Linked DNA regions of Homo sapiens: region 2 is linked to region 1. A link is a contact called in ENCODE Hi-C or POLR2A ChIA-PET data. All regions are on one chromosome and are shown on one strand. Each heading gives the region's core, a stretch centred on a gene start or an enhancer-like site at or near the end of the contact. The rest is flanking DNA. Distances are from core to core; before and after follow the strand shown.

Region 1 (4,731 bases), core at 780-3,279:
CAGGATCCCTCTGCTGGGTCCCAGGGAATTGCTTTGAAGCACATGAAGGTGCCACTGGGTCTCAGAAAATGGAGGTTATGGTTATGAAGTGTGTATGACATATGTGTATAGGAAGAGCGTCCGAAAGAGCAGGTTTGTTGCCGACCCCAGCATTCGCAACCCTGAGGTCCACAGCTTTCTCCTGATGGGAGGGGAATGGGTGGCAAAGGGTCTGCGCGTGTGGCAAGGGCTAGCACGCCAGGAGCTGCTGGCTTGGGTCAAGGTGGACCTGCTGGGCCGGGACAGAAAAGTGTCAGTCCCGGCCTGAGACGCTCTAGCATTAGAGCTGTCCAAGTCCAGACAGCAGGGAGCAGGTGGGGATCGGGAGGCGCGGATCTGGGGGGCAGCTGGGGCCAGGCTGAAACAGAGCGGGCGGGACAGGAAGCACAGGCTGGGCAGCCTCCCCGGCCAGGGAGGAGCCAGGCTGGGCCACCTCCCGGTCTGTCTGCCGACTACCCGCAGTATCACTTACAGGGATGGATGACATCCCAGGGCTGCTGCCACCCCCACCTGTGGGGAGACACCAGACTGGGGGTGGTGTGGAGATACTCTTAGAGAAGAGGCTGCTGGGCCACGGGCTCGGCATGGCAGGGCAGTGGCTAGGTAAGTACTTGAGGGACAGGTGGGGTCTGCTTGCCACCGTCCCCTCTGCAGGCTGGGCCTGGGGGCTGCTGCAGGCGGCCAGGGCAGAAGGGTGTGGGGAGAGTGAACCCACAGGAGCAGCGGCTCGAGGAGGGGGATGCAGGCTGCAGGCTCAAAGGGGCACTGGATCCACCCTGGGTGCCCGAGAGAGCAGGGGGCAGCCCCTGGAGGGGTACTCACCCCCAGAGCTTCTGTGGTCGGCTGAGGACCCCCAGCAGGGGTTGACTGAGGGGATCAGAGGCAAGCAGCTGAGGGGAGAGGCCAGGTTCTTGATGCTGATAGGGTCGGGGTGCCTGGGCGACCAGAACTCAAGGAGGGAGGCATGGGGAGGGGCCGCCGTGCAGCTGGGGTGGGTGCACCGCAGAGCCTCTGGGAGTGGTCAGAACCCCCGACACCTGCCACTTCTACAGCAGCTCATCTGATTTTAAGGGGCTTGCTGCCCTTGCAGAAGTGGAGGGGTGTGCCCAAAGGAGCCTGCCTGGAAGGTCACCCCATCAGGTTGGCATGACCCCAGCCCAGGACTGCAGCCTGCCCTCAAGGTCTGTGCAGTATCTGGGGTGAGTCCTCTGAGGACAGGGCCCAGGGTGGGTGTGGAGTGGCCAGCTCGGGGCTCGGTGTCCAGGCTCACCTTCAGGGGCCACAGCACAGACCTGCCCTTCCAGAGTCTTCCCTGAGCTTGGCTGGGGAGGAGGGGGCTGCAGGAAGGAGCTGTGAGCAGGGCAGGATGGAGATTCGTGTGGCCCTCCTGGGAGGGGCTGGGCAGGGCTGGGAAAGGGGTGGGTGAGATGTTCCGGAACTCAGGGAAAGGAAGAGTCTGGGTACTGCCCTGGGGGCACCTGGGCCCAGGTGGCAGGTGGCCAGCTTTCTGCCTCCTTTCCACCTCCTTTCTCCAGAAGGCACCCACCAGCTGTGTAAATAGGGCAGGTGCCCACGGCCCGCCTCAGGCCCCGTCTCCTCCCCACCCACGCTCTCTAATCGCGGATTATACACAATCCAGCCTGATCCCTGGGCAGCTGCCCTCCCTCCCGCAGCCACCTCTGGCTCTGAGAGATGGGCTTGGGGCCAGCCTGGGGTCCCAGGAGTCCAGGCCAGGATGAGAACCTGCTCTGACCCCACCTGGACGCATTAGGCCTGCCTGGACCTGTTGCCTCACCCCAAGAGAGCCACAGGCAATGCAAAGGCTCCTGTTCATGTCAGGGCACCTGGAAGGCCTGACTTGCAGAGGCTCTTGGCTCGTGCAGACCCCTCCAAGCCCAGGCCCTGCCCACCACCTCCCCTTTGTCTCTGGAACTGCCAGGACAGCTTGTCCTCAGCCAGCAGGTTTCCCGACCCGGGCACCTCTTCATGTTGGGCCCCCCTCCTTTCCCTCCATCAGGGATCATGCCCTTCTTCAGGGGCCTGGATATCAAGGACACAAAAGCTCCCATGTGCTATGTGGGGAGGCAGAGTGGGGGCTGGGTTGAGCTGGGGTCTGGGCAGCGCCATTCCGCAGGGCAGGGGCAGCCTAGGCTTCCCATCTGTGGAATGGGTGGGTGGGTCTCACAACGGACCTGCTTCCCGTACTTCAGCACGGTTACCACTCTTGATTGGAACTCTGACCATGCATCTCCTCTTCTGTTTACTTCACGCTTTCTCTTCCCATCAACTCCCATTTTAATTACAATTTGTTTAAAAGCACTGCATATTACTTCATTAAACAGAAGATTAGTTTCACTTACCATTAGTGTAAGGTGACTATAGAACCAAAGCAGACTGGAAACCAAATGACATAATGTCATTCTCTTCTCCATTCCAGCTGCCTGCTGCTGTGCGCCTGAGAACCCCTGTGGAGTGGGAGGGGCAGCTGTCTCTGTACATTAGAAAGGGAGGTTAACTAAGTGACAGGAGGTGTTTGGGACATGTGGACACCAGACTTCTCTCTTGATGCAAGGAGGGCAGAGCCAGGCAGCCTAGTGGGGGCTGGCTTGGGGGCTGCTGGAAGGACTGGCTACAGGTGGAAGAGAGGTCAGACCTGAAGCTTGGGGCCACCTCCAGGAAAGGACAGGTGAAAGTGGAGGCATGAGGCAGGGGAGAGGCAGGTGCCAGGCAGAGGGTGGAGAGGAGGCAGGAACATAGCAGCTGGGGCGGGGGCGGGCCTCAAGTGTCATATGCTACTTTCCTGGGGCCCAGGGGCAAGGACAGGAACAGCCACAGCATGTGTTGGGACAGAGCCCTGTGCCTTCCTAGAGCTGGGCAGGTGGAATGGGGCAGGAATGGGACTCGTGGTGGCTGCAGCAGGAACTGGAGGGGAAGGGGCTTCTGGATCCTGCAGCCTACCTTCCTAGAGGCCAGCTTTCCGGGGTCCACCAGGTGGGTGGGAACTGGGCTTGTGTAGCAAGACTGCCCTGAGGACCATCCATGACATGGTCTAGATGAAAGTTAGGAAAGAAAGGGAGACAAGCTGGCAGCAGAAGTACAGCTGGGTCAGGAGCAAGGGCCTTTCCAGATAGGGACAACCCAAGAGTGCACATGTGCCCACGCCACACAACACAGGCACACACGACACGTGCACGCTCATAGGCACTGCACACACACATGCACAGGTGCTCATGCATATGTATGAGCTTCATCTACACACATTCACATGCCGTCCTGCTTATGTGCATGTTTCCATACATGCACATGAATGCACAATCACGTGTACACACATGCATGTGATCACATACATGAACATGTGTGCACCCCACTCCTCAGGTGCCATCGGGCTCCTCCTGCTGTCACTGTGCAGCAGGGGACATGAGGCCCCAGAGCAGACAGGTGCAGCACAGGCGTTCCCAGGCAGTGCCCCACACACATGCATGAGCACACCCGGGCATGTGGCGCCTCCTTTGTGGACTCAGTCACCTGCCAGGTGGGCTCCCTGGTGGTGTGAGCTCCCAGAGGTCTGGCGAGAGAGATAAAGGCAACCCCACCACCAGGCGTGCTGAGAATTCCCTCTTCTGGCTGGGCACAGTGGCTCATACCTGTAATCCCAGCACTTTGGGAGGCCGAGGTGGGCAGATCACTTGAGGTTAGGAGTTTGAGACCAGCCTGGCCAATATGGTGAAACCTCATCTCCACTAAAAATATACACACACAAAAATTAGCTGGGTGTGGTGGTGTGCACCTGTAGTTCCAGCTACTCGGGAGGCTGAGGCAGGAGAATCGCTTGAACCTGGGAGTCAGAGACTGCAGTGAGCCGAGATCATGTCACTGCACTCCAGCCCGGGTGACAGAGTGAGACTCCATCTAAAAAAAAAAAAGAATTCCCTCCTCTGGGAATTTAGACCACAGACAGGTTGCATGTATGTGGCCGTTGGAGGCAGCACTCACAGCAAAGAGTGGAAACGTCACCACAGGGCCTGCCTTCTGGTGAAAATGGTGTCCTGCAGGGCGGGCAGCTGTTTGAGGGCAGGTGTCCCAGGTGCGGCCTGCAGCAGCCTGAGGGTCACAGAGCGCAGTGCTGGGAGTGCAGAGACTTCCCCCACAGGGAGAGTTCCCAGGAACCTGCTTCCGGTGCACTTCTGGGGGTTTGAGTTTTTTCCACGGACGAATTACTTTGAGAAACCACTGTTACTCGTGTGTATAGGTGAGCGTGCGTGTGCATGTGTGTTCTGTGTGTGAGTGTGCATGTATGTGCGTGCCTGCGTATATATCCTCGCAGATACGGCTAGGGACCTCACTCAGGACAGTAGTTCTGCCTGAGGAGAGTGAATGCGGCAAGATTGAGGAGAACACAGGCATCTTCAAACTACATGTGCGGTGCTTTATTTCTTTAAAAATGCGTCTAAAGCAAATAGGAAAATGTTAAGATTTGAATCCGTAGAGTGTGGGTTCTATTATTCTCTCCACATCTTCCATACGTTTAAAATCTTTTGCAATGAAAATAAGCTGTAGTTAAAGCAGCAATGCAGGCTGCCAGTGAGCGCCCCGGAGGCCAGTGAGGACCAGCATGGCTGGGTGGCCTGTTGGAATCCAAGGGGGGCGGGCAGGAGCTGCAGGCAGGCGCCCGGGAGTAGCCCGGGCATGGGG
Region 2 (4,731 bases), core at 1,264-3,763, 62 kb before region 1:
TCCCCTTCTCTCTCAGGACAGGTTTCCCTGGTACTGTTGATCCCACTGTAAATGAGACAGGGTTCAGAGCCTTCCACAAAGCAAGGACTCAAAGAGTATTTTCTTGTTTTAATTAGCTTTATTTGATTTTAAAAGCCCCATAATATGCTTGGTGCCCGGGGGCCTCATGATCTGAACAGGTTATTCAAAATCGCTTTCAGCCTGGCTCAGTAGCATTCGTCCCATGCAGGCCATCATGCGGGCAACCTTGATGTCTAGATGCAATTCGCAGCCCACAGGAACAGCGACCTGGGATCCCGTAGGAGCACCTCTTCCGGCTTTTTCCTGCCTTTGCCCCAACCCGCTGTGCCCTTACAGCTGCCTGGGATGGTCCACACCCTAGAGGCAGGCGTGTGATCAGCCTATGCACCTGCAGTGTCATCCAAGGCATTCTTTGCTGAGCCCAAGGACCATGCTGCCGCCTGCTAGGCCCGCCCGTGCTTCCAGATAAGAAGACCGGGCTTCGAGCCTCTGTGCGCTGGTGGAGAGGCGGGGAGCCTAAGCCCCAGGCCTTATTTACTTGGGGTACCCCCTGGCTCTGACCAGGGCCTTGTGGCCTCAGTGTAGCACAGACCCATCTACCCACAGGCCCTGGAAGCCTTGGTGGGTCTCCCCTCCTGCTGGGACACTCTAGGGGCCGCTCTTCCTGTACTGCTGGGCTGGACAAGCCCTGAGGCCCAGCAACTCCATGCTCCACAGCCCACTGTGTTGCTTGTAGGTCAGTTCTGGCTCCTATATCACAGCCCAGGCACTGTGCCTGATACCTAGGTCCAGAGTATAGGGCACTCTGCCCATAGAGAGCCATTGGAAGGGGGAGTGGCAAAAGTGAACAGGTAGATAATTAAGTAAACTAACCTAAGGAACGTGGGAGGTGCAATATCTAAAGACCAAGCTGACTTTCTGTGTGAGCTGGGAAAGCGGGGAGCTGTTTGCATTGGATCTTGAAGGACGCATAGGAGTTTGCCCTTGGCAGCAGGGACAGGCTTATGATACAGATCCAGGCTCTTTGTCGGTGTTGTCTCTCAATGTTTATAAACACTGGCGGGCAAGCACTGAGTCGCAAGGGAGTATGGTGATGGTGCTGGCTTCTTTGCTCTTGGAGAAGTCAGAGATGTTGGGCCCCCAGCCATGGCCTGCATGGCTCATGCTAAACATGTTTGTGGCCACTTCTCAAGAGGGCTGACACTTCCAAGGGGGCTTCCCGTGACAGATTGCCGTCTGGCAAGTGGCAGAACCACCAGGAAGGGGAGGAGACAGAGGTGGATCTGCAGCTGCCAGCCCAAGTTCCCCGGGGAGATGGCAGGATGGGTGCGGGTGGACAGCCATTATGGGGAGGAGCACCTTTCAGGGTGCTCTTTAGGGGAAGTGGTGGGTAAAGCGGGCAAATAACTGGGGTGGGAGACTTAAGCATACATTCCTTAAGTCCCCCAGAGGAGAGAGGAGAGGGAGAAAATTGGGGGGCGGCGATGACATTGGGACTCAGAGAAGGTTTGGGGCTTCAGTGAGGGACAGAAGGCGTGGGAGAGGCAGAGCCCAGGAGCGGGGCGCAGGGAGCAGTGGTGTCCTTGGGAGCCAGCCCTCCTGCGCCTTCCCCCAGCTGGCCACCTTCTCCCTCTGGGGGCATCCAAGTCGCTGGGAAAGGGGACCCTGTCTTCTATTCTTGAGGGTGCCCTCCACCCTACCTGCAGGCCTGTGTCCAAGAGCAGGGCCTTCTTCACCCCCGGGCCCTGCACCCCTGGTCCCTGCACCCCTGGTCCCTTCCTGCTGAGTGTCTGCTGGGTGCCTGGCACTGTGCCTGCCACATCCTATGTCACTACAGCTGTGCGGCCTGGTGCTCCCACTCCACACTCATCCCGAGGCCCCCAGCCATGCCTTCCTCCTTCCTCAGCGGCGCTGCCTGGCCTTGGCCCCCTGGCTCTGGCAGTCTTACCTGTGTTCCCTGCCCCCGCCTTCCCCGATTGCTGACTGCTCCGACCTAGGCTGATGGTGCAGGGGCGGCTCTGGAGCCTTCTGCAGAGGAGAAAGGGGCTGCCTGACCCAGGGAGGGGAGAGGGATCAACTGGAGGAAGCCCTTGTCCCACCCACCTGCGGTCAGGCTCTTGGTGATATGGTGCATGGATGTCGTGTGCTGAGGAACAGCTGTGGCTTGCCGCCCTCTGCTCCGGTACCTGTCTGAGTCTGGCCAGCAGCTGGGAGCCTGCTGTGCTGGTGGGAAGCTGCGCTTGGGTCTCCTCCCTGCTCCGGGGACGGGCTCGACACAGCGGTGCCATACGGGCATCATCAGCTTGGCATAGATGTGCAGTCTGTTGAACTTCCTACTGAGGGTCAACCCTGCAGTGTGTGGTTGCGTTCTGGCGCACGGAGGCCCAGACTCCCTGCTCCCTTCAGGGCCTGGTCCAGAACACTCAGTGGAGGCCTGCCACGTCAGCCCTGTGGCCGCTGAGCCCTCTAGGGGTCAGAGCGTGACAGATGGTAGCTCAGGACTGGTTTCGGGAAGCTCTTACCTCTCCTGAGCAAGAAGTCCGGCAAACAGCCACACAGTGGCCCCGGAAGGCTCTTCTGCTCAGTCATATGGATGGGGAAACTGAGGCTCAGAGAGCTGTGTCACCCCGTCTAACCAGGATTGAAGCCAGACCAGGCAAAAAGCCCATGGTCTTTGCCCTCACCTCAGTCTCCCAAGTTAATGTCATATGTTAAAAATAATAATCCTTTCTTTATATTTTTCTTTAAAAACATTATGAGAACGTAACTGATGCACATGGTGAAAAAATCAAGCAGAGCAAGAGAATGCGGAGTGAACAGTGAACACCTCACCGTGCCCCCCCGCCGCGCCCCCCCGCCGCGCCCCCCACGCCGTGTCCCCCCCACACCGCGCCCCCTCCGCCGCGCCTCCCCCCCGCCGCATCTCCCACCGCTGGGTCTCCCCCCACATCTCCTGAGGCAGCCCCTGTCCCTGTTCACTGGTTGACTTTAAAAAGCGAAGACGCAGCTCAGTGGCCGCCCAAGCACAGTGACTGCTCTTGAGACCTGAGTCGTTAAGAAAATGTTCAATTAGATTTAGTGTAATTATTTATCTTTCCAAGGAATTGAACAGTACTCTTTTACAAAGATTTATCTCCACAAAGGACTGTAGATAAAACGGTGTTCGTATGTAAGACGCTCCTCTTCCACCACGCAGAGCCCTTGGCCTGGACTCCCATGTGGGTTTCTCAGGCTGTCCAGGCCGAAGAAGCTTTCTGGGAGGGGAGGCTGTTCCTGTAGGGGGGAGGCTGGGCACTTTGCAGGTGCAAACACAGGAGGGCCCTGCGTGCTCGGGTTTGCACGGGTGGGTGCCCACCTGGTGGTGGGCTTCCTCCAAGCCCCCCTTTCTCCCAGCCCCAGCCTGAGAGCATCCGCTGGCCCTTTTGTCTGGACTCAGACCCTTCATGTGACATTTCTTGACCAGGCCCCTTGCCTCACGTGTGCTGTTCTTAGAAAATGATCTGAAATCAAATTAAATCAACCGTGGTGACTAGTCAGATTCTGCGGGGCCTCCTGGTGGGCACCGGCCCCCTCCCCTCCTGCCTCATAGACTCTGTGGCTCCCATTGGGTGGCACTGACTCCCTCAGGGCGCCCTGAAGCCAGGGCAGGAGCTCCTCTGCAGGCCAGGCTTTGTGGGGTACGTTCATGGCCTCTTCTCGATGGCCTCAGCAGCCTTAACCCGATTCCTTCCTTGTGTCTCTTGGGCTCTGGACTGTGGTTGATGCTGGTCAGCTCCCTCTGTCCCCCGTCCCTCCTCCCCTCTCCCTACCCCCAGGCTGTCAGTTTGTGAATGTCCCTTCGCCCTTACTCTGGGCCTCCATGGCCTCTGCGTTGACACCTGGACAGTGGAGGCTCTCAGGACCCTCTCCTCCAGCTTTTCAGTTTAAGGATGTGATGTTTCTCTCTCCCTACAAAACCTTCCATGAGTCCCCATGTCTGACTGCACAAATCCCAATATAACTGCCCTCTGGAGCTGGGCCTTCCAGACAAGGCCAGCTTTATTTGCCTCTGGGGAAGACTCAGCAGGGCCTCATGGACGTGGTACAGAGCCCCCGAGGATGCCTGCTGAGAGGCCTGTGGACATGGACTCTTGGTCCAGCCGACCCACAAGGATACAGGCCTGTAGGTCACACAGGAGCTGAACGGGGCCCCTCCGCCACCCTCCCGAGGGCCTGACTGATCCTTCTTCTCTGCACAGCCCCCCAGGGCGTGCCATCTGCCAGGGCTCTGCCAGCCGTCGGGAAGCCGGCCTCTGTTCTGCTGGTGTTGAGTGGGGCCAGCTGAGAGTGGCTTGTGAGGGGCACCCACTTCCTCACAGTTTCTGACTCACAGCCATCTGCCCGAGGCCGGGCCGGTGGCTGAATGCTTAATGGGGAGTGTTTATGGGGAGATTAATCGGCTCTCTCTCTTTCTCCTTGTCTGTCTCTGTCTCTGTCTCTCGCTCCCCCATTTTCCTCCCCAGGGGGGCTTTCTCTGTGGTCCGACGCTGTGTCAAGCTCTGCACCGGCCATGAGTATGCAGCCAAGATCATCAACACCAAGAAGCTGTCAGCCAGAGGTAGGGCATGGGGAGTGTCCTGCGCAGCTGCTGTCAGGCTGGGGCAGGGGCTTTGGAGGCCGTGCCCTGTGGACTGGGCAGCAGGCCCCTCCCAGTCTTGGCCAGCACTTGGC

Evidence for each region. A loop is a pair of places that touch in the nucleus more often than their neighbours do. ChIA-PET counts read pairs that join two places held with the same protein, here RNA polymerase II (POLR2A). Pooled maps may share reads with other maps.
Region 2: a loop to region 1 is called in a map of posterior cingulate gyrus, with 6 times the contacts of the local background. The contact joins two enhancer-like sites. A Hi-C loop is called at or near these places in 2 of 168 maps with a recorded cell type or tissue (endothelial cell of hepatic sinusoid and posterior cingulate gyrus) and 1 of 50 pooled maps. POLR2A ChIA-PET finds 5 or more read pairs at or near these places in 2 of 52 experiments (B cell and K562).

What each region holds. Positions count from the first base shown.
Region 1 is chr7:44,221,674-44,226,404 of GRCh38, reverse strand. The region is part of intron 20 of CAMK2B (calcium/calmodulin dependent protein kinase II beta); the gene reads left to right. Among named protein-coding and RNA genes, the nearest start is that of YKT6, 23 kb to the right of the region's middle. RefSeq lists an enhancer at 4,284-4,731. Within about 2 kb of position 2,029, at least 4 of the 41 ENCODE cell types and tissues checked have a DNase peak (open chromatin) inside an H3K27ac peak, as active enhancers do.
Region 2 is chr7:44,284,018-44,288,748 of GRCh38, reverse strand. It overlaps CAMK2B (calcium/calmodulin dependent protein kinase II beta), which reads left to right. Exons shown (of 24, transcript NM_001220.5): 2 at 4,524-4,618. Among named protein-coding and RNA genes, the nearest start is that of CAMK2B, 39 kb to the left of the region's middle. RefSeq lists enhancers at 1-142, 4,663-4,731. Within about 2 kb of position 2,513, at least 3 of the 41 ENCODE cell types and tissues checked have a DNase peak (open chromatin) inside an H3K27ac peak, as active enhancers do.